Regions from separate parts of the Homo sapiens genome. Here region 2 is linked to region 1. Evidence: read pairs that join two places in POLR2A ChIA-PET (ENCODE). Cell type or tissue: OCI-LY7. All regions are shown on one strand. Links, peaks and the distances in the headings refer to the core of each region. The heading gives the core; the rest is flanking DNA.

Evidence for each region. ChIA-PET counts read pairs that join two places held together with the same protein. Peaks named below come from ENCODE experiments on the same cell type or tissue, not always from the same donor. Only the 100,000 strongest peaks of a DNase experiment are listed, where the experiment ranks them.
Region 2: POLR2A ChIA-PET joins it to region 1 with 9 read pairs; 3 of 35 experiments call an interaction of 5 or more read pairs at or near these places.

Annotation. Positions count from the first base shown.
Region 1 is chr7:22,357,210-22,369,745 of GRCh38, reverse strand. No RefSeq gene overlaps it. Among named protein-coding and RNA genes, the nearest start is that of RAPGEF5, 6.3 kb to the right of the region's middle. RefSeq lists a silencer at 12,447-12,536. In OCI-LY7, for the core only: no CTCF peak of the experiment used is centred there; a DNase peak (open chromatin) is centred at 5,515; H3K4me3 peaks cover 843 bases; H3K27ac peaks cover 367 bases.
Region 2 is chr7:22,265,152-22,277,687 of GRCh38, reverse strand. It overlaps RAPGEF5 (Rap guanine nucleotide exchange factor 5), which reads left to right. Exons shown (of 26, transcript NM_012294.5): 7 at 10,676-10,724. Among named protein-coding and RNA genes, the nearest start is that of RAPGEF5, 86 kb to the left of the region's middle. In OCI-LY7, for the core only: no CTCF peak of the experiment used is centred there; no DNase peak of the experiment used is centred there; H3K27ac peaks cover 939 bases.

The sequences.
Region 1 (12,536 bases), core at 3,804-7,803:
TCTCATGGAGGATCTGTGCTGCCTTAGAAAGACAAATGCAAAATTCAAACAAAAAATAAAGTTGCCTCCTGCAAATGTTTTATTTGGGTATTTTCTCCTCTCCCATTTTACCTCTCACATCTGATCCTGTGCTGATTGTCTCTTCTTCAGGGTATTTTTAAGATTTGAGCATAAACAGATATTTTGGAATTCCATTAGAATTGTCCCTTCCCAAGATGACTGCCTCCAATCCCTCCCAAAATCCCCTTGCCAGAAGATATTGGTCCACCTCACAAACACTGATGTGGGAAGTGACCTTTGCTCATTTTCAGGTTTGTGTCTTTTGGTGGTGGTGGGGAATGTCCATTTCTACTAGTTAGGTATCCTCTAAGATAAAGAGCAATCCTTTGCATTGCAGTTGAATTCACAATAAACGCCTCGTAGCGTAAACGAGGCAGCTTACATCTGTCTTGTTTTTGGTCTGTCTATGCATGCTCATATTTAGGAAGTTAGGCTCTGCCCCAAATACTGTAGGTCTTAGAAGATTTCCTTATTAGATTCATTACTTTGAAAGTCTGATGAAGCCTGTGTCTTTTTGCCAGAAAAGTACACAGGCATTTTTCATATAAGGAGGCTCCCAGCCCCTGTAAAACCTATGGACTCCAGACTGTAAAGAATGATGAAGATAATCTCTAACACACTTATACTGACTGTGCCAGCTCCATTCTAAGTGCTTGACAAATAATGACCCATTTATTCCCACAATGATTCTGTGAGACAGCTCCTAAAATCATTCCAATTTTACAAACGAGAGAACTGATTCCAAAGATGTGGCCCATTAAACATCTCATGATTGGTTAAAGGCAGAAGGAGGATTTGAATCCAGCCAGTATGGCTCCGGAGACCACCATACAATAGTGCTGCTCATTTAGAATTAGAAACTATAAGGAAATGTGGTGAGAAAGAAGGGAAATAAGATAAAACAACGATGTTTCCAAGTCTTTTCTATGATTTCATGGACTCTTGAATTTATTTCATGTTCTCTTCTAATGTCGACACTATAGAGACCTAAAAATGTATCTTGTCCATATACTCTGAGAAAAACTATTAAAACTTTATAAACAATTAAGTCCTGAGTCTCCTGTTTAAATAAGTACAAAATTCCATTGTTGCCATTATAAAAAGTATCTGAAAGAATGTTTCAATCTACATATTAGAAAAGTGAAACTATCAGTTTTTATCTGGAATCATGTAATTACAATTCCATGTAATACCCACTATGCAGAAAACTATTCTATAAAGTAATATTCAGAAAGGATGACATCAACCCCCAAGAAGTTTACAGCCAAAGAGCAGTCAAAGATAACAAATATACAGATACCCCAGGGGACTAGCTCTCCCTGAATGGACTGGCGAACTGAGTCAAACTCTCTCAGCCTTAACCATGAAGGTTTTGACATTTCACCTGGAATAAACAGAAACTTTATGACTAACATCTTTTCCTACTTTTTTTTTTTTTTTCCAAGACAGAGTCTCACTCCGTTGCCCAGGCTGGAGTGCAGTGATATGATCTTGGCTCACTGCAGCCTCTGCCTCCCAGGCTCAAGTGATCCTCCCACCTCAGCCTCCTGAGTAGCTGGGACTATAGGCGCATGCCACCACACCTGGCTAATTTTTGTATTTTTAGTAGAGATAGGGTTTCACCATGTTGGCCAGGCTGGTCTCAAACTCCTGACCTCAAGTGATCCACCCACCTAGGCCTCCCAAAGTTCTGGGAGCCACTCACAGGCGTGAGCCACCGTGCCCAGCCAGCTTTTCCCATTTCTGAATGAATGGACATAATAGAGCACCTGAAGATAACAGATTCAGCTCTGCTAATAGCAGTTAGGAATTATTACCCCTTTGAGTGTCTCTTCCTTTAACCCTCCCTCTCTAGGGACCTCGTTGTAGAGACAGAATCAGAAGAGTGTCACATTTAAATTTTTAAAAAGAAAGTTATTCTTTTTAAAGTTATGCTCCTCTTATCAATATTACCTCTTTCAAGTAGGTTTATTTATAAATAAAGCATTTACATAAGCCTTAGTGTTTCACTTTATTGGGCTTGATATGAAGCTTAAGAATAGGAAAACAAATTTGGGAGATTGACCAAAACCATTTACAGAGTTTGGGTGCTTGTAAAAATATATGCAAATTTCATATGACTATCCAATAAATGTGTATGTATGTGTGTTTGTATGGAGATACTTTTGATTAAATATTCATTGTGGATTCTTTTTTTCATTTCCACCACTTCTGAACATAGAAGAGGTGAGATTTATTAATAGCCACTGACATTTATGCATATTCTGATGGTTAACAGGGTTAACTATCATAGGCATTCATAGGCATCGTTTAGCCTTCAGAACCACCTGAAGGTTGGATTTTATTATCTCTATTTTACAGATAAAGAAACAGGCTCAGAGAGGTGAAGTGTTTGGCTAAAGTCACAGAGCTAATAAATCATAAATGTAAGACTTAATTCAGGGTTTTCAACTCTATGTTCAATGTCTGTTCAACTTCCCTACAACTGTATTTAGAGTATAAAGGATGAAAAAGTTATACTTTCATTGTTGGCAGTGAACAAGGTGCTTCAAGAATAACCCATCTGAAGATGCGGAGTTTGCCTAGAGTGGGGAATGTGTGGCAAAGGAAAGTTGATGAAAATCGTATCTGGACCATGGTTTATTCATCAGGTTATGCGGCTTCCCTGGGACTGACTGGGAATTAAATAACTACACCACCAGCAATATGGAGACAACATGGTGCCAAGAAGAGCACTGGCTGTAGTTTACAAGCCACCTCACCGATGAGAGGCTTCGCACATATTTGGTCTAATCTTCTCAACAACCTGGTTGTATAGGTGTTAGAACAGAAGGTAGAAGCTCAGACCAAGTAACTTGAGGGCACATACCTAGAAGGTGGAAAGACCTGGTTTTGAACCTAGGCCTATCTGATGCCAGAGCATGGGTGTTCTATTTTACCACCCTAGGTCTGCAGAGTACTCACCTTTGAGGAAGTCACTAGTTCTGTGTCAGGATAAAAGTGATATTAGCTCCATGAAGGTAGCTGGGAAGCGGGGAAGGCAGAAAGCTTTTCAGCCTGTTCAGATCTCCTTCCTTTCCTAGTATCAGAGATAATTTTTTTAACCATGCCCTATAATAGCAGTTCTCAAATTTTTTGGTTTCAAGACCCCTCTACACTCTTAAATTATATAGAACCCCAAAGACCTTTTATCTATGTGGGTTATAGCTGTATCTATGAATGCTTATCATATTAAAGTTTAAAACTGAGAAATTTCTTCAAAATATTTATATAGTAAATGAACTGATTATATGCTGTTATAAATATGTTTTATGAAAAATAACTGTTTTCCAAATCAAAACAAAATTTAGTGAGAGGGCTGGCATTGTTTTACACTTTCACTAATTTCTTTAAATGTCTAGCTTAAGAGAAGCAGCTAAATTCTTGTATCTGGTCCTACGTTCTGTCTTTTGCCACATCCAGCGTCTTTAGCCTCTGGAAAACACCCATGTATACTTACGAGAGAATGAGAGAAAAGGGGGAAAGTAACATTTTAGTGTTATTAGGACCCTTGGGAAACCCCTGAAAGGGCTTTGAGCAAGTCCAGAATCCTCAGATCACTGTCTGAGAATCCCTGCCCTATAGCCACTTCATTATGTACTAGGGCCAGTGAAATAACTGAATCTTTGATTAGAAAGGACATTACAGGTCATTTAGTCCAATCCTCCATCTGATGAAACAAAATCCCACCAAATCCTGCCTAAGCTCCCCATTTTGCAAGGACAGGGGCCACTCCAGGTTTAAAAAGGACTTTAAATGGATAGAAAAACACTTATTATGTTGAGAAGAAACTTTTCTCTCTGTAGTTTCCCACTTTGGTCTTAACTCTGCATAGAATGAGTCCAATTCTTTTTCAACACGTTCAAAATATTTGAAAACAACTCCCTTGTCATTCCTTGAGTGCTGTCATTTTCTCTAAGCTAAAGGCTTCTTTATGTTTAAGAACTTGGGACACCTTCTGCTGCTTTCAGTGTACTTCGGCCCAGATTTATATCTTCTGATCGAGATCTTCAAAAGCCAATCTGAGCTCATATAATGTTGCCAGTACCCTCTAAGACAGGTTTGCTCACAGCTCATTCTGTATTTAGCTTGGATCAATGCTACAAATGCTTAACATTCACAGACAGAGGAGAAGCATATTCTTAAAGGCTTCTAATTTCTGTGTGGGCATGACTTTGAATCCTTGTTTCCTTTTCCACTGTCTTCTCTCCTATTTTCCTGGTCCAGGCCCTGATTTATCCAGGGCATCATTTCATTTGCCCCTTCTCTTTCAATCCTATAAGAAAGGCAGTGCTATCTGTGCAGAGCTTTAAAGTGTGCAAACAGCGTTACAAACACCACTTCATTTGATTAGCACAGAAATTCTGTACACAGAATGCACTGATACAAATAGCAAAAGAAAGCACAGAAGAAGCTTCCATGAACTTGATCTTATGGATTACCATTTTAATACTTCACGCCTGGGATCCTGTAACCTGCTTTGCCGGCTGCCCAGCTTTCAGTGTCTCCCTATTCTAAAGCACTTTACATATTGATGCTAAAATCATCTTCCTTCCCTGCTGATCTGAACATGCCACCATCTGGTGTCCATTTATAGCCTCCCATCACCCATGGGATAATGTACTTTCCTACAACCTCAGAGACTCTGCATCTGCTGAGACCTCTGTCTTGCTTTCCTTAACTTAGGATTGCAGTGTTTAGCTAATCATGATTTTGTTCATTCATTTGTTCATCCATCCAGCATTCATTCATGCGTGCATTTATTTGCTTATAATCTAGTACATGGTAGCCACTGTATTAGATGCGAGAGGAGAATATAAAAAAGAATAATTTCTGCCCTCAAAGGGTTTATAATCTTGCATAGCTGAGATGGGCCAATCTGACTTAATTCAAATGCAGAGATAGACTATGATAACACGGGTGGTAAATGTGGAATCATAATTTTAGGTAAATGCTGAGGTTTACCAAGGAAGGATTAATCCCAAATGGAAAGAACAGAGAGGGCTTCTAGGAGGAGCTACTGTTTGACCTGTGTAAAGATGAGTAGATTTCCACAAGCAAAGAAGGGACACCATTGTCTTGGCTTTCTTGCTGTCTGTTGGTTAAGTTAGTTCTCTTATCACCCTTTTCCTCTGTCTTCTTGGGCATTCAACCACATAGATTTTTTTTTTTTTTTTTCAAAAATGTCCTAAGTACTAAAGGGCCTGGTGAATTTGCACAACTGACTTTAAAAAAGAAATTTCCAGGATGGTGGTAGTAAACAGCATATGAAATGGCATGAACAGACAGACTTTTTTTCAAGATTATTAGTGAATGAATAGAAGATGAACTTATAGGGAGGAGCCCCCATCTGGCACCCATGCCTATCAGCCACTGTCTCTGGCTGGAGCCACCAATGCAAATAATATAAAGAAGGTTTATCATCCCCAAGGGGGATATTTGCATGATGCATAGTGCGTGATGTACTACAAAAATAATAGCACAGTGTCACACAGGTTTGTCATGAACAGTCTGATAGCAGATAGTTACATTTATGATTCTTGAAAACGGAAATAAAATGAATAAGGCTTAACATTTTTAGGTTGGAAACATGTTTCCTTATTTTGCTACATTTCTCTCAATTGCATATTCATTCCATAAGATAACATAAAAATAGAGTTAGTATCAAGTACTCAAACCGTTCTGTCTGGCATTCTCAGCAGAGGCAGCACGGGAAGACTTGGGTTTCTCCTGCAAGGATCTGCTTTTTGTTCTCTTAAAATTAAATGAGAGAAGCCACAAAAATTAAATGAGAGAAGCCATAAGAGTCACTGCCTGAAATTCCATACAAATGGAGATGGAAAGTCACCTGCAGCATGTTCTTCAAGCTTAGCAAAGACAGAGTGTCCCTGCTACTCCTCTATTCCCTGAGCACCCTGGTCTAGCTCCACTGTTTACCATCATGATTTTGAACACTGGCATCTCTCTCTCTCCAGTCCTTTCTCTTCAGTTCTAGCTCACCTCCTCTTCTTGCTGGTTGAAGTTTCATCTGGGCACCCTTTAGTTTAGTTGGTATAACTGCTATATATATATATATATACACATATATATATATACACACACACACATATACACATATATATACATATTTATATATACATATTTATATATATACATATATACATATTTATATATATACATATATACATATTTTTATATATATACACATGTGTGTGTGTGTGTGTGTGTGTATGTGTGTGTGTGTGTGTGTATATATATATATATATATATATATATATATATATATATATATATATATATATATAAAACTAAACCCTCAAAAACCAGCTTAGCCCTTGGGAAGGTTGTGCTCATATTTAATCCATTTTGGTGATTACATTCTGGAGGGTTGGCAGGGTTGAATAGAGAGACAAAATTATATGCAAGTTTTCTGTTTTTGAGAGCTGTTAAACCAGTGCAAAACATCTTGAATGGGGGTAAATTTAAAAATGGGAGATGTTGGGAAGAGATGGATTCCAAAGAGGACTTATCAAAGTCCTAACAGCTGTGGTGTTGGGAGACTTCATTAGGCTGATGTGCATTCTATACATTTAAAAGAAGACAGGTAGGCAGGGCATGGAATGACACAAGGGAAAGACCAGCTCACAGATGATTTCCTCAGCATTCTTAGTAATTGTATAGGAACACAAAAATTAAATGAGAGAAGCCATAAGAGTCAGTGCCCCAAATTCCATACAACTGGGGATGGAAAGTCACCTGCAGCATGTTCTTCAAGCTTAGCAAGGGACAGAGTGTCCCTGCTACTCCTCTATCCCCTGAGCACCCTGGTCTAGCTCCACTGTTTACCATTGTGATTTTGAACACATGGCTAGCAGAGAAGGGAAGATGGAGCTGCCATCTTGAACATGTCTAGACCCTAGTTCCTGCTGGCATTCACTCGTGCAAGCTCCCAGCTTGCTTGTCTCTCTCCAGTCCTTTCTTTTCATTTCTAGCTCACCTCCTCCTCTTGCTGGTGGGAATTTCATCTGATCACCCTTTAGTTGGTATAACTGCTATATAAAACTAAACCCTCAAAACCGGCTTCCCCTACCTCTTTGACTTCTCTAAATCTGGAGCCATTTTTAAAATTTTTATTTTTAAAGATAGGTAATATATTCACATGTTCTAAAAAACAAAAAAATATAAAAAGTGGTACATGCAAAATCTCCCACCTTTCCTTTCCCCACGTGCCCAATTCCAACGACTTGAAAAAGTTTCCAGAGTTTCTTCATGCATGTACAAAAATGGATATAAATTTCCATCCTTTTCATTCACAACGGAGTATGTTCTTCACATTTTTTGAGCCATGTGTCCTGGTCATCTATTGTTATGTAACAAATACCTCTAGACTTAGTGGCTTCAAACACTTTATCATCTCTCACAGTTTGGTGGGTTGATGGGGCTTAGCTAGGTAGTTTTTTCTTGAGCTCCTTACATACGATTGCAGTCAGACATCACTAGTACAGGAGTCATCTGAAGGCTCAGCTGGACTGTGTCCAAAGTAGCTCCCAAATTGGCAGCAATTCATGTTGGTTGTTTACTGGGAGCTCAGCTGCCAGATCACCTCCACAGGGCTTCCATGTGGCTTGGGCTTCTCCCTGCAAGGAGGCTGGGTTCTGAGTAGGCACATCCCAAGACCAAGCAATCCAAGACAGCAGGAAGTGGAAGCTGCCAGGCCAACCAAGGGCTATTTACAGAACAGGTGAAGTCACCTCTGTTTATTCTATTGGCCAGATCATTCACAAGTGAAACGGCTACATGGTCTGGGGTATATACCCAGGGTTCATCCTCCTGTGCCAGGAAAATTTAGGACACGAACACACATGAGGGGTTTAGGAGTGGAGGTTTAATAGGCAGGAGAGAAGAGAAAGAAAAACAGCTCTCTCTATAGAGAGAAGGGGGGTCTTCCCAGCAGAAAAGACTGGCTGGTGGTGGATGTGCCGGATTTTATAGTTCGGTTTGAGGAGGCAGTGTCTGATTTACCTAGGGCTCACAGACTGGTTCGATCAGGTGTGACGTTTACATAGCAAGTGGGGAAGACTGGTCGCCCCATGCTAATCTTATTATGCAAATGAATTCTCCCTTTGGCCTGCACCATCTTTTCTGGTCCTCACTGTACACATGGCTGGGAGAAAAGGGAAGTTGGAGCCGCCATCTTGAATATGTTTAGACCCTAGTTCCTGCTGACATTGACCTGTGCAAGCTCCCAGCTTGCTTGTCTATATCTGCAGCTCCACTTTACAGGCTGCTCTTTGTTAGAAAATGATTTGGTACTGCTTTTCATTATAAAGGAAAGTCTTTCCAAGGACTCCCATACCCTTACTATTTGCCTAAGTGATTTCTTCTTAACTCCTGTATCACAAAGTCTGCTCAAATTCAAAGAGATGGAGAAAGAAACTCCATCTCTTTTCGGGGGAGTGGCAATATCACACTGCAGAAGAGCTTGGAAGATAGGAGATGCTGAACTGTCCATCTTTGGACAATACACTCCACAACACCATCTGAAGTATTTTTCTACTGCTCCTATGCCCAAGGAGCCTTCTTTTGTACTGTCTAACATCTAACCCCTCATTTCTGTTTCCATTGCCGCAATGAATTCAGGCCCTCATCACTTTGTAGCTAGCTCATTGTCAGAGCTATCTTCCTGGTCTTCAATTTCGCTATCCTGCCAATAGCCTTAAAATTTGTGTTTTCTTACCATGGGTCTTTACACACACTTTGACTTTGATGATCTCATTCTCTTAAGTAAAATTCAGCTCTGGTACCCCATCCTGTAGGAAAAATTGCAAGTGGCTGGCAAGTGGTCTCGTTGACTTGTGTGGTTGGCACAAATATGATTTACATTAAAAGAAATTTTTTTGGTCAGGCGCAGTGGCTCACGCCTGTAATCCCAGCACTTTGGGAGGCCAAAGCGGGCGGATCATGAGGTCAGGAGATCGAGACCATCCTGGCCAATATGGTGAAACCCCATCTCTACTAAAAATACAAAAATTAGCTGGGTGTGGTGGTGCGTGCCTGTAATCCCAGCTACTCGGGAGGCTGAGGCACGAGAATCGCTTGAACCCAGGAGGCAGAGGGTTGCAGTAAGCCAAGATCGTGCCACTGCACTTTAGCCTGGTGACAGAGCGAGACTCCATCTCAAAAAAAATTTATTATTATTATGGGTAAATCATAGCTGTACATATTTATGGGGTACATGTGATGTTTTGATACAGGCATAGAATATGTAATGAGCAAATCAGGGTAATTGGGCTATCCATCACCTGAAGCATTTATCATTTCTTTGTGTTAGGAACATTCCAATTCCACTCCTTTAGTTATTTAAAAATATACGGTAAATTATTTTTAACTATAGTCACCCTATTGTGCTACCAACAGTAGATCTTATTCATTCTAATCCATTTTTATATGATTTACATTTTTATAAGCTTTCATACTGCAAAATCAGATTTTGTATAGAAATCCAGATTAAACTGTTTGAAAAACTTAGTTCTTATATATGAAATAATTGAATTATTCAACTCATGTGTTCTAGATACTGAACAAAAGAGAAAAGAAGCCCTGTCCTTATGTCATATACATTTTAGTTGTGGGGAGGCAGACAATAGGCAAAATAAATAAAATATATAGAATATGGATGGTGGTAAGCTCTGTGGGGCATTCGGAAGGGGATGAAGAAAGGAATGGATAGGAAAGACTGCAATTTAAAATCACATGGTCATGGAAGGCCTCACTGAAATGGTGACATTTGAATTTAAAAACTGAAGACACTGACTGAGAGAAATGTGGATTTCTAGAACTGCACTATCCAACATGGTAGCCACTAGCCATATGCTGCTATCTAAATTTATATGAATTAAAATTAAACAAAGTTAAAAATTCAGTTCCTCAGTCACCCTAGCCATGTTTCAAGTGCTCAGCAGTCACATGTGGCTAGTAGCTGCAAAACAGATAACAGAAAATGTGCATCATTGTAGAAAGTTCTGTTGGACAGCATTGCAGAGGACTCTCATTCCAGACAGGGCACAGCGAGTATAAAGGTTGCTTGATTTGAGTTAAACAGTGACGTGGCTCTTCTGTGTACACATCCTACTATTCCCTGTTGTTTGCCTATTTTTATCCTGAAGCTAAATGGCATTTGTCATTTATCACCTTAACCTAAACCAATTTTCCAAAGGCCCTTCTTGAACTTTAGACGCTTGGTCTATCCCATAGAATCTAAGGAATGCTGGCCTTGCATTGAGCAACTGTGTGAATGGGTTTGAAGACCAGGAACCTGGACCAGGAGACGGAACACGTGTTCTACTTTGGAGTAGAGTAAGTTCATGGTATGATTCAATGTTGTCATTGGGGTGATGGGGCGCAAGCACCCACTAATCTGAGTGTCCTGGAGGGCTTCTAGTGGGCCAGGTGTTCACCCTTTAGTTGTATGTCATGGGGAAGTTGGAGGTATGGGGGTGAGTGGCACTCTGGGGCTCAAGACAACGACCAATTACCAACTGGAGCTGCAATATCTTAACACTGTAAAAACGGATAGAGTCTGACATGGTAACATACAAATGCAATTTCAGCCTTGGATAAATGCATGTGATAGGTATTTGGAAACTGTAATGGACTATGGAGTCCTATTATAAAGTCCTTTCCAGTTAACACACACAGCTTAAGGTGACAGGGTTTAAGGCCTTCTGCAGTGTGTTACTAGCATCCATTCTGGTATCTTCTCTTACTTCTTCATTATGTCATCTTTCCCTTCACTAGCATGACATATTTTCAGTGCCCAGTGAGTTCTGTGTGATACCACCTTTGTGTTTTTCTCATGTCTTTCTCTCTTTTTTTTTTTCTTTTTTGAGACGGAGTCTCACTCTGTCGCGCAGTGGCGCAATCTTGGCTCACTGCAAGCTCCGCCTGCCGGGTTCACGCCATTCTCCTGCCTCAGCCTCCCGAGTAGCTGGAACTACAGGCGCCCACCACCACGACCGGCTAATTTTTGTATTTTTAGTAGAGACGGGGTTTCACCTTGTTAGCCAGGATGGTCTCGATTTCCTGACCTCGTGATCCGCCCGCCTCAGCCTCCCAACGTGCTGGGATTACAGGCGTGAGCCACCGCGCCCGGCCTCATGTCTTTCTTCCTTACTTGAAGGACACCTACCCTCCTTCTGCCTGGTTGAATCTTCCCCACTCACCCTTAAGGTGCAGTTTAAACTTCCTTCCTTTCGTGGATTTAGCTTTGCCCATCCCAGGCCAGAAGCATTTCTCTCTCCTGTGGCCTGAAGTGGTCTTACCTACACTTACTTGGCAATTAGCAAGAGTACAAGTGCAATATCTTTGTTTTTCTGGATGTTTGTCTACTCCTAGGTTAAGTCTTACCTTCCTTAAGGGCAGAGGTCACAGTTCGTTCCTCCTTTTTTGTTACATGGCATGTTTTTATACATATTTGCCAAGCACCTACCATGTGAGTGGCTGAGGGCACAATGGTAAACCAACTCTGGACCCTGACCTCCTACGATTCTTGTCATTTTTTAAAAATGTGAATAAGCTTATTCAACTTTTGTAAGTCTTAGACAAAGATGGGGATCCCAGCGCCCCACTGATGAGAAGTCAACACCCTGGCTGGCCCTTGTTGAAGACAGATTGAGCTGAGATGTGAACATTCACACTCCCTGGCGTTTAAGGCACTGCTGGAATAGTTTCACTCTCAATGATCCAGAATTCCTGCCTCCTGGAAGGGTGTAAACAATGATTCACACCACGGCAGGCCTTTACAGTTCACCAAGCACATTCATCACAGCAGCGGGCTTTCAGGGAAGGTCAGGTTCTGACATGCTAACAGAGATTCACCTTCAGGTCACCAGACTTGCAGCTACTCTGCTCAACACCTATCATAACCAACAAAAGTTTTCTCCCTTCGTCCTTTAAGGATGCGTGTGCCAAGAAGGGTCGGCGCAAAGCAATTTTGCCTCATGGTGTTTGCCTTGTAGCGTGTCTATTTTGAAGTTCCTTGGCCAAAACAGTTCCCAGGAGTAAAGATTACGATGAGGGGCCAGGCTGTGCAAAACGCGCGGGAGGGCGGACGACTCTCCAGCACACTTGGTTGAAGTCCAAGTCAACCCCTGGCTATTCGAAGAAGTGAAGCAGGACTTTTCAGCCTAAGGGGTAGGGGGACAGGGACAGGACAGAAGAGCGGGTTTGCCGGAGATTCTGGGAATTCTGCACCTGTGGATGAGCCGGTGCCCAAGGTGCCCTCTTCCTCCCGGGTCCCGAGTGGGAGATCCGAGGGGGACAGGTCCCAGGCAGCTTTCGCAGGCGAAAGGGCGGGGCGGGGCGGGGCCCGCGCACCTGGGCGGGGAGGGGAGGAGAGAGGAGGGGAGGGGAGGCGCGCGGGGCTGAGCCTCGCGGGG
Region 2 (12,536 bases), core at 4,920-8,919, 93 kb after region 1:
GCTATGGGCAGCTTCCGGGTGACAACCAGCAAGGAAACAGGTACCTCAGCCCTACAGACGTAAGAACTGGATTCTGTCAATGACCTGCATGAGCATGGAAGAACATGCTCCCCTAGAGCTTCCAGTTAGGAGTGCAGCCCAGCAGGTACTTTGCTTTGGGCCTTACACGAGGCCTTGTGAGAAGCAGAGAACCCAGTTGAGCCAACCTGTAACTGGACTTTTGACCTATACAAATATGAAATAATAAGCGGATATTAAGCAGTAAAATGGGTGATAATTTGCAATGGAAGAGATACTAAACTAATGCACATTTCTTGTTAAATACAAGAATTTGAATTTGGATTTGAATTTGAATTTGAACCCATAATCTCCTGATTCTAATACAGCAGTTCTCTTTTGAATGTCAGAAGCTGCCAGGGCACAGCTACTTAAGTTGATTGATACCTCTGACGTTTCAAAGTGAATTTTGAAACCTGAAGTCTGTCCTTCATACATTTATAAAGGCTTCAGAATTCTATAGAAATCTAAAAGTTCATTTTTAAAGTAAAGTCTGAAAGTAAAGTCTGAAAAAGCACTTTAAGCACTGTTTACACATTTTCACTGAAATGCTTCAGCCTCTTTTATTCTAGTTGCAATGGGACTGGGCTAGGTAGGTGAAATATAATAAATGGAGGAAATACTGATTGTGAAAGAGTTTATAATTTAGGTGGAAGAAAGGGCTTAAACATATGCAATATTAAAGCAATTAAAGACTGGATATGTCCTTTCTTCTGTCATTCAGCTCAACTATATTCTAATAATGTGATGAGGATGATAATAGATAACACTCAAATAGCACTTACTCTGTGTCGGATCAATCAGTCCCGATGATTTATACATGTTAATTCGTCTAAATCTCACAACAATCCTATGAGGTAGAGGACTGTGACTCCACCCCACCGTCAGGAAACTACAGCTTCTCTCAAGGTTGGCATAAAATAATTAGAGATTTCCTACTCTTGTTTTAGACTTTTGGATCTCGGGTTCTGAATCTTGGTCTTCTAGGAGGCTTCACTTGTTAGCAGTTTTTATGCGTAGAATTTCTAGCTGGAAACAGTCTTCGCTAATCTGAGTTTATCCCAATATCAGTCTTTGTAATGTAACATCCCTACAAGGTTCTACAGGAATCTGTCCCTACAAATGAGAGATTGCTACCATAGAAGATCCCTAGAATGTCTGGGACTTCACTGTTGATGTAGTTACACAGTTGCTGTAGTTTATAATCTTACCTCCAAAGGGCACGATGATTGAGAAAAGATATGTATGGAATGGTGTGTAACATAGAATAAAAGACGTAGTAAGACATGAGTTTAAAAATTATATTATGGCTTTGGAGATGCTTTGTTAAATAAACTATATCATGAAAATCCACCTGAGAATCATTTATGAGCTTTTTGTAGATTGAATAATACGCTGGGTCTACCAGAAAACACCAAAAAAAGTAACTTGAGACATAAAAATTAAAATTTTAATTATGTAAACATAACGTTTTATTTTATTATTACAACAAAAATTAAAATGTCTAATATAGACTTATTTCCTTAAAATACATTTTATATACAAATTTTTATTTATCAGGAAATTCAGGTAGATCAGCAGTTAGGGCTTCAGAGAAATTACCAATCAGAGGTTGTAAGAGCAGCTTTGAAAACTGAAGACACAGATACACCTGCTCTTTTGAAAAGATGTTAGTGTCGTTAGCTTGTTCTTCTGAGTTCTTGTAAACATCTGTAGTTTCTTCTGTTGTTTGTACCATGAAATTCATGAGATTTCCACGACAGGAAATGGTTTCCAACAGTTATTTTTTATCTATTCATTCAGATTTGTACCACCTCTATTTCTGTGAGGTGGATTAGATGGCCATAACATCACCAGCTGTTCAACTGCAGGCTGACATATGTCACCAACTCCCAGGTGACATGAACAACCCCCATGGTCTCCAAAGAGAACATGCTTGTTCTCTTTTGGTAGTGGGGTCATTAGGAAATGAGACATTCTTAAAACAAATCTTTAGAACAATCCTTGGGGCACTTCTGATATATACCTTCCCATGTAAAGCATCTCCTATTGAATCTCACAAATTCAATAGACCATTTCCACTGTGGACAGTTCTGGGTATTTGAAAGTTCTTACATTGAGCTAAAACATGTCCTTTTGCAACTTCTCTCCATTGGTCTGAATTTCAGCCTCAGACTTTGAAATACTTGAAGTTAATGATCATGTTCCCCCTACACCTTCTCAGTAACAACTGTAAACATTTTACTTGTGTTCTTGATCACAAACGTATGTACCAGGAATGGTGCCAGGAGTCAGGTTCATAATGATGAATAAAGAAGTCCATTTCAGCGGGCTTATAAACTAGTTTTGGAGCCCTCCAGCTAAAGAGGAGATTTCATTAGAGTGTGATACATGCTATAATTGAAACAAGTATAGAGTGCTATTGGAGTATAAACAGGACTTCACACAGGAGAGGTGAGTGGCGCTCAGGAGAAGATGGTACCTAAGTTGGGATCTGAAGGGTAAGTAAGTGACAGCCATACAAGGCGGGGAGGTGGGGAGGCATTCCAGACAGAATATGTGAAAAGACCTGGGGCAAAGAGAGAGCATAGTCCATCCAGGGAATAGCAAATGCCATATTTTAATAAGCTTCGAGCATGGATTTTGGAAGGAGGAATGGAGATAGAGATGATACTGAAGACCCGACCAGAAGAACGCTATATATGCAGTATCAGACATTGGACTCTGTCATAGTGTCATGGAGAAATCTTTGAAGAGTTTTTTGGGAAAAGATATAATATTATAAAATTTATATTTTAGGATGATTTAGTCTGACTGCAGAGTAGAGAATGATGTGGGATGGAGAGAGAAAAATTAGAGACAGAGGCCTGAGTAGGAGACAGTGATGGGCTGAGCTAAATCAGGGATACCTTATTTCCTGGCTTGGGACTATGGTGTCTGATGGTGCCATTCATGGAGCAGATTTGTGGAGTGCAGCGGAATTGGTAAAAAAGTGACTTCAGTCTAGGTTCAGTGGCTCACTGCTGTAATCCCAGTACTTTAGGAGGCTGAGGCAGGAGGATTGCTTGAGCCCAGGAGTTTAAGACCAGTCTGGGCAACATAACAAGATGTCATCTCTAAAAATAATTAAAAAATTAGCCAGGCCTGGTGGTGTGTGCCTGTCCTCTCAGGTACTCGGGAGGCTGAGGCAGGAGAATTGCTTGAGCCCTGGTCATGGAGGCTGCAGTGAGCCATGATTGGACCACTGCACTCCAGCCTGGGTGACAGAGTGAGACCCAGTCTCAAAAAAAGAAAAAGTGAATTCACCTTTGGAAATGTTGAGTTTGAGCCACTAAGTGGGACTTTCAGGTCCAGAAGGTAGATGGCTATGGGGATCTAGGGCCCAGGAAATATGGGCTGGAAATGCAAATATAATTGAAGTCATGTGAGTGAATGGAAAGAGAAGAAGGTCAAGAGGGTTGAGGATAAATCACTAAGGGACATCAAAGTCTTTATAAAAGGCAGAAGAAGGGGAGCCTTTGGAGAAGAGAAGCAGTAGCCAGAGAGGAAGGAGAAAACCTGGAGCATGGGATGCCATGGAATCCCAATGGTTAAGAAAAAGGGAGTGAGTAATAGTCAAGTTGTGCAGAGATGACAAGGTAAATGAGGATGGCTGTGTTCGTCAAGTTGAACTACAGGGAGGTGACTATCTCCTGGTCATTCTCCTGTGGATACTATCTACTCCTCATGGACCTTAACAAAACCAAATGCAATCCAGATGTTGATCTTTCTGGAGTCCATTTTTTGTGTGTGTGACCTGAATATACCTCTAGTAATATTCCTAAAAACACTGTTATCCATTCTAAGTAATCCAACTCCCATTAACTCAAAGTATGCTTGTACTCAACTATCAGATCTTTTTAATGTGAACCTCTATCATATTAGGTGCATGTGTAGCAGACTTAATAGACGTTTAAAATCGTAGAAGACTATTCCAGTTCATTTTGTTAGTTTCAGATCACTTCTACATATATTAGTCTTTAAATGGCCAGCTATTATCTCAGTTACAATAAAGTTAACATGCATATTTGTTTGCATTAAACAAGTCTATTTAAGTGATTTAAAAATACCCCTGGCCGGGCGCGGTGGCTCACGCCTGTAATCCCAGCACTTTGGGAGGCCGAGGCGGGCGGATCACAAGGTCAGGAGATCGAGACCATCCTGGCTAACATGGTGAAACCCCGTCTCTACTAAAAATACAAAAAATTAGCCGGGCGCGGTGGTGGGCGCCTGTAGTCCCAGCTACTCAGGAGGCTGAGGCGGGAGAATGGCGTGAACCCGGGAGGCGGAGCTTGCAGTGAGCCGAGATTGCGCCACTGCACTCAAGCCTGGGCGACAGAGCCAGACTCTGTCTCAAAAAAAAAAAAAAAAAAAAAAAAATACTCCTAAGTGCCTTGAAACAGATGAGTAAGGATAGATACATTTTATCATCACAGCATGCTTAACAAACACCTCTTTGATGTGATGACAGCAGTTATTGGGGAAATAACTATCTGTTAAATAAACTATTTGGTGGAGAACAGTAGTTTCTTGGCTGGGCATGGTGGCTCACGCCTGCAATCCCAGCACTCTGGGAGGCTGAGGTGGGCAGATCACTTGAGGTCAGGGGTTCAAGATCAGCCTGGACAACATGGTGAAACCCCATCTGTACAAAAACATACAAACAAATTAGCTGGGCATGGTGGCAGGCGCCTGTAGTCCCAGCTACTCAGGAGACTGAGGTGGGAGGATTGCTTGACCCCAGAAGGCAGAGGTTGCAGTGAGCTGAGATCGTACCACTGCACTCCAGCCTGGGCAACAGAGCGAAACCTTGTCTCAAAAAAATAAGAAAATAAAAAATAAAAGTACGGTTCTTAAGAAGCATATTTATTTATTTTTTCTAGAATTCTTAAAGTCCATACTAGCTTAACATTATATAATGGCTTAAAAGTTGTATATTTTTTGGGAATAAAACATGGAAGAATATTAGATTATGTTTCTTCTTACATTTAGTTTAGGAAATTGAGAAAAATGGGCTCTGTATTTTAAAAACATTTCTATCATGGCATCAAAATTTAAATGTTTCTAAGATTAATAGATTTACTAAAAGCCTTTAGGGAATTTGTGAATTGGCAATTCTATTAAAAATTAATTTGTAAGGACAACGCTTTGGTAACTAAGACCTTTGCTAATATTGCTCTGTCCTCTCAAAATGAGTTTCCTTGATTTTTTTTTCTTTTTTTTCCTTCTTTTTTTTTTTTTTTTTTTTTGAGACGGAGTCTTGCTCTGTTGCCCAGGCTGAAGTGCAATGGCGTGGTCTCAGCTCACTGCAACCTCCGCCTCCCGGGTTCAAGTGATTCTCCTGCCTAGGCCTCCCGAGTAGCTGAGATTACGGGTGCGTGCACCATACTCGGCTAATTTTTTTGTATTTTTAGTAGAGATGGAGTTTCCTCATGTTGGTCAGGCTGGTCTCGAACTCCTGACCTCATGATCTGCCCACCTCGACCTCCCAAAGTGCTGGGATTGCAGGCATGAGCCACCGCGCCCGGCCCAACTTTCCTTGACTTTCTAATTGAGCTTCATACCTTGCTTTCAAGGGCCTCCTCTTCCAGCAAGCCTGCTCATGTCTTCTCAGTTAACCTCTCCCATGGAGAAACTCTCTGTCACTCAGAGTTTGCTTGAATCTTAGCTTTGATGCAAAACAGGTCTGGGAGCCTTTGGATTTTAAGACCAAAGGCACTACTAAACTGCCAGAGGAAAAAGAAGACAGAATGCTGGACATAAGACTGACTCTGATTCTCACTGAATGTCAAGGCTATTTTGTGAACAGCCATGTTGGTTATCCAAGATAGAAAGCCAAAACATTTCAACATGTTTCTGACTCTAGTTTCTGTTGGGTAACTAGGGGAGAGGGAAAAATTTGGGATATGTTTTATCAGTCCTTTAATCGTCCTCTATTTAGACATTTACAAGGCCAAATATAACTGTCAGCTGCAAGTGTTTTGAATTGCATAGTTGTTTTATATTGAGTAAACTATATTTTAAATTAAACTTGAAGGTTCTTAAAAGCCTCCTTGCAATTTTCTTTGTACTTGAATAAATCTTGTCTGTCGAACTGCTACTATAGTAAGTGAATCTTATTTGATTGGATTATAGCATAATTTTATATCTAAATACAGTGAAGGCCACGTTCCTTTACAAATGAATTAAATTAGAGGAGGACAAAGTACAGACTAAAAATTTTCAGTTGAAATGAAGGTCGAAATATGGGGCCTTGGAGAAAGTAAGATACTTGTTGAATAGAGCAGTGATTTCTCACCCTGGATGCAATAGAATCACCTAGGAATCTTGGAAACAACAATGCACACTGATGCCTGGTTCAATCCCGAGATTCTGATTTAGTTGGGGCCTAAATATCAGTATTTTTTTTAAACCTCTCCAAATGATTCTAATGTGCAGTCAAGTTTGAGAACTGCTGAACTAGATGAAAACTCAAGCTATTTAAAGAAAGCATTTCCCAGTAAGTAGACCAAAAGTAGTGACCAAATAGCAATTGGGAAAGAAGAAACATGAGAAAAAGATGAGGGAGGGAAACTTTAATGTAACACTAGTAGAGGTTTACAGTCCCTTATTCACAGTCCTACATTAGAAAAACTCTGAAAAACAAAAGTTCTTCATAACTAACTTGGTGGCAAAATCCAACCAAAACTGAACATATTTGGTGGCAAAACTCTAGGCTTTTTCTAGTCTTCCTTTATCCCATTTGATTTGAATAGTAATGCATTTCATGGAAGAAATATTAATGTATCTGACTACAAGTTGCTGCCCCAGACCTCACTGAAGATACCTTTCTGAAATTTGTAAAATTTTGAATTCTGAAATACATCTAGTCCCAGGGAGTTCTGAAAAGGAGTTAAGGATTATAGTAGGGAAGGGTTATGACAGGAAAAGCCAAGCTAATAATTTACTGTTTCTGTCAGATTAAGAACAATGCATTTTTTTCTAATGACCTAGGCAGTGGTTTTGTATCCTCATTGGATAAAAACCATGGCCAGTATCAGAACATGGTTCTACTACATTTGGTACATTTCTCAAGCCTAACCCAACAGTGGCTCTATTTCAGGCATGGTGAGAGGAACTCAGGTTAGCCAACAACACAGTTAGATTACAGTAGAAAAATCATCATTGTCTTATAAAAGACTCTTCAGCATAACAAATGACTCCAGAATCTACAGATTTGAAACAACGTGTATTTATTATGTTGGTACCGGGTCTGTCTCACAGACTGTGGCAGATGGATGAAATGAGTACTCAGACACAGGTAAGCAGTGTGAGAGCACCTAGGTGACTGCCTGGCTCTAGTGGCCAGAGAGCAGCCCTGAGAAGCTGGAGCTGCTTGCTTTTATTCAGTGCAGGCACAGTGCCAAAAACCTGGAGCCAACACTACCTGTAGGTAATTAACATTCATTGTTCGCCTTTCAGGGAATGTCAGGTGTACATAGATGATCAAAGGTCAGTTCCTGGTCAACACAAGTAAGCAAGCTTGTTTAAGATAAATTCCCCCACATTCTTTTGTACCTACTCCTTGCCCTCTGCCTCAGTTTTATAGAACAGCTGCCTTCACCTGTTCTCCTCCGGGGCTCTGCAGAACCTTTCGACCTTTCAGAAGGTTTGTGTCCTTTCCCTATAGTTTTTCCCACCAATCTGACTGATCCCCCACATGTTAGGAGTTGGGAAGCACCTTAGCTAGGTAGTTCCTGCTCAGGGTGTCTCAGGAGGTTGTGGTCAGAATGTCAGCCAGAGCCTCAGTTATTTGAAGGCTCAACTGGCACTGGAGTATGACATTTCTTTTCCAGTGCCAACAGGTCCCTTATTAACACACAAAGAAAAGTGTAGTCCCTGTTTGTGTAATTGCTCAGAGTTTTAGTTTTCAATTCAGTTTCATATAAACCTAACAATTATTTGCAAAGGCCAGCTTTGAATCCTTCTAACATGTTCTGAAGATTTCTGCTGGGAGTAACTTATGATGGGAATGCCTTCTCTGAATTTTCATTGTCCTCCCTCGGGAAGTTTTTTCTCTCCCCTCGGTCCTTTCTGTGTTTTCTCCTTCTGTCTTTGTATAAATAGGGTTGTCTCTTCAACCACCTCTTGTGGGCTAATGAGTGAGTGTCAATTGCCCAGGATAATGTGAAGAAAAGGCAAACAGGTCCCTGCCTCAGTGGAGTTTCCAGCCAAAATATAGGCATTAGTCACACAACTTTAAATGATTGATTGCTAGGTCATTTAAAAAAACAAAAAAGAACTGTGAAGATGCTGTAGCAGCATGAAAGGGATCTTACCCAGTGTGTGGTCTGCTTGATCAGCACTTTCCCCTTTGCGTCTTGTAGGAAGACTAACCTATCTTTGGGTTTCTTTTTTTTTTTTTTTTTTTTGTCAAAAACTTTTTCCCTCCCAATGCAGAAACACGGAAGCTATCGTACATCCTCCTTTGCATAAAATACTCGTATCCTCCCATGGCAGAGGTTCAGTTGATGTAGTGTAGTACAGTACAGTAATCTCATTTATTTTATGTAAAAAAGCAGCCTAGGTTCTAAGTTGAACTGTGAAGTTCTTCATGCCTTTCTCACTGCCTGTCTCTCACCCTCCCAAGTGCCCCGGAAATGCTCCATTTTTTGCTCGCTCATCTCATTCTTTCCTTTCTTTCTCTGTCAACTCTTTGAAAAGCTGTAGTGTTATACAGTGGTGGGAATATAATCCTTTCCTTTTCTGAGCTGTTTCTATTTTGGGCATCATTTTCTAATTGGAAAAGGAAAAACTGAGAATCCCATAAAGGGAATTCAGGTGTGGAAAATTAAAAGAGGAAGCTGGAGATGACTGGTTTCGATCCGTTGTGAGCAAATTAAGTGATCCACCTCGTGCATGATTTTCCATCTCTGCCTTCTCCCTGTGTGTGTGCCACAGTGGGGTTTTCCCTGGGAGATCATAGAATCTAGAAACCATTGACAAGACCCTTGTGAATGTTTATAATCTGCCTCTTTGTCCCAACTCCAAATATTTGTGACACTGTGAATGAAGAAAATCCTAAAAAGAACTGGTAATACTACAATAAACCTTACAAACAATTTAAAATATGTAAAATATGCAGTAATTGATATTTTTACTTCGATGCTTTTTAAATTTATTTGAGTATGCATACCAGTACTTACGAAGGTTTTCTTGTGGTCATTCATCACTTCTGTCTGCCTCAGTACTCTTCCCACTAAGTTCTTTAACTGTAAACTTTCCAACTGTGAGCATTTTCAGAGCTCAAACTCCTAAGGTTGGAGAGGGACTGATTGTCTTCTCACTGCCATGTAATTTTCCTGAGAGAATCTTACGGTGTCAAAGATTGTCTTCTCACTGCCGTGTAATTTTCCTGAGAGAATCTTACAGTGTCAAAGAATCAGCTAAATCAAGACTATGCATTTTTGAATGACTTTCACTTAGCCCATCAGGGAAAGTGCAGCAATAAAGACAGATGGGACAAGCTGCCTTCTGCAGGGGTGATAATGCCCTGGCTGTTGAGAAAGCCAGTCCTATGTGGAGTCTCAGGGTCTAGCATATTGCTACACTTGCCTTCCAGTAAATGAATGTAGATTATGTTAATTTGAATAGCAAATCTGCAATTTAACCTTGAACTCCCTTTAAAGTGTCATTACTGCAATATATTCTGCTGCCTGATACCCCCACCCGCCGAAAAAAAAAAACCCATCATCACCAGTTCCAAACACCTGAACACACAAACTTCTGAGTTTAAGAGTTTGTGTCCTGAAGGGGAGAGAGCTTCCTCATTATGGAATTTTTATTGATACCTTCATGTTATCTTTGAAAGTGACTGTGCTTATTTTTGTCACTGTTTCGTGTTCTGCTTTGAAAATGTTTTCAAGGACGGATTTAAGTGTTCAAAGTGGGAAGGATGAGAGTGAGAGTAAGTGCTAAAAACTTTGGACAAGTGAGTAGGGTTAAAGACATTTAGGATTTTAAAGGTCATCTAGTATATTCCCATTTCACCTGCCCTATGCATTGATGATGCTTGCTTTTATGTGGCATATTATCCAAAATGGTTGCTGTAAACCTGTCAGACTTGCAGTGAACATTCATTATATTTGAGCAGAGGTCCAATTAAACCAGGATTACCTATATCAACTTTACTAGAATTTCTTTATAAACTAGCATCTTTGAGGGATAAGTAATATTTAATCTTTATTATGGTATCATGTATATTTTAATAATTCATAATTGCATTATATCTGAATATTATATAGTTTTTTTTTAGGTACTTCCCATCATCACAGGGTAGATACCAGTGTTTTACAATGTATACATTCTGGCAACTGTGTAACTTTTAAAAAAGTAATTCAATATGATTCTTCTAAAAGTTTATATGCAGAGGTTTTTCCATGTACTAAAAACAAGCAAAAATCAAAAAAGTGCTGGCAGCAAACTTAGGTTTAATTGAAACAGCTCTGAATTTGGGTTGGATATCTAAGAACAAAGTACTGCTTTTGATGGCTACATTTTTCTTCTTCTAATTTGATTTTCCCCCCTAATATTTTATTAGGTGCAGAGAGAGCTAGCAGCTGTTATTGCTTTGAAAGCAAGGAAGTCTGGTAAGTCATCTTTTATGGGGCTGGAGGAAGATTCTAATTCTTTGGGGGTATTTCACATATCATCTGGTAGTGTGCAGTTGAGTGTATCTCAGGAAGTTATGGTGTAGAATGCAAAGAATTATACCATTTGTTTTTAAAAATCATTTGTTCTACCATCAGAATAGCACAGGATGTTATATGTAGTTCTTTAAGATAAAATGTCACTGCTTTGCTCTAATCTATTTTTGATTTCAAGAAAAAATGAAATTTAAAGTTAAAAATATGTTTGAAGTCCATTGCAACCATATAAGGATCTAGGTACATGACAAAGTAAGCCGATCACCTTGTAATTATGTATCTTAATGACAAAGGACAATGGGTACTATAGAGGTGGTCTTTTTTATAAGGCTTTAAAAAAATCTCAAAGTAGTTTCTTCTAAGAATAATTGAATTGCTTAATGAGATTTCAAAGCAAACATTATTCCTAGGATTGATTGATAGGTCTGATTCCTCATACCTATAGGATATAATCTGTGGAAGTAACATGTGGAAAGGAAAAGGGGGCTTTCAAATACATTTTAAAGGAGAAAAAAGCATAATCTGTTAGAATTCAATATGAAATGGAGACTCACTGAAGTAGAAAAATGCTTGCTTAGATGGGAGGAATGTCAGTAGGAGGCATCCTTTGCTGCGGGAGGAGGTCAATGCTGAATGGAATGAAAATCAGAAGGGAGGTACTTCTTGGATAATGTTAAACTAGAATAAGACGTTTCAGGCGAAAAGACTATGACAAAATCAAAGTGATGACCAAACTTGAAGAAATAAAATGGAATGGAAATGTCTCAGCAACACAAACTGTACATTTTATATCTTTCTTTTTCCAGTTAGAAACCCTAAGAATTTGATTTTTTCTCAGTTACTATTTGAACCAAAATACCTTAGAGTGAATTAGCTTATTACATTCATATTACTTTCTTTGTTGGTTTGGCAGATGTTGAGGACATAGAGACTGGAAGCTATAAAGGTGATGGGAAGGAGGATGCAAGGAATAGCAATCTTGGGTATTGAACAGAAGGCAGCATGAATAAGGCTCCCCAGTGAACAGCATTATATTTGCAGAGGTGGAGGCCAATGTAGAGAAAGGACATCAATAAAGATTGCAGGAGGGAAATGCAAATCAAAATCACATTGAGATTTCTCCTCATCCCAGCTAGAATGGCTGTTATCAAAAACACAAAAAATAATAGATGCTGGCAAGAATGTGGAAAAAGGGAAACTCTCATAAACTGTTGGTGGGAATGTTAAATTAGTACAGCCACTATGGGAAACAGTATGGAGGTTCTTCAAAAATGTCAAAATAGAACTACCATAGGATTCAGCAATCCCATGGAAATCAGTGTATCAAAGAGATATCTGCACTCCCATATTTATTGCAGCGCTGTTCACAATAGGCAAGATGTGGAATCAAGTATGTATCAATAGATAAATGGATAAAGAAAATTTGGCACGTATACACAATGAAATATTATTCAGCCACGAAAAGGAATAAAGCCTGTCATTTGTAGCATCATGGATAAGCCTGGAGGACATTATGTTAAGTGAAATAAGCTAGGCACAGAAAGACAAATACTGCATGTTTTCACTCATATGTGGCAGCGAGAAAAGTTGATCTCATTGAGATAGAGAGTAGAATGATGGTTGCTAGAGGCTGGCAAGGGTAGGAGGGATGAAGAGTTGGTTAATGGGTACAAAAGTATAGTTAGACGGAGTAAATTCTCTACTGTTCAATAGCACAGTATCGTGGATATAGTTATCAATAATTTATTGTATATT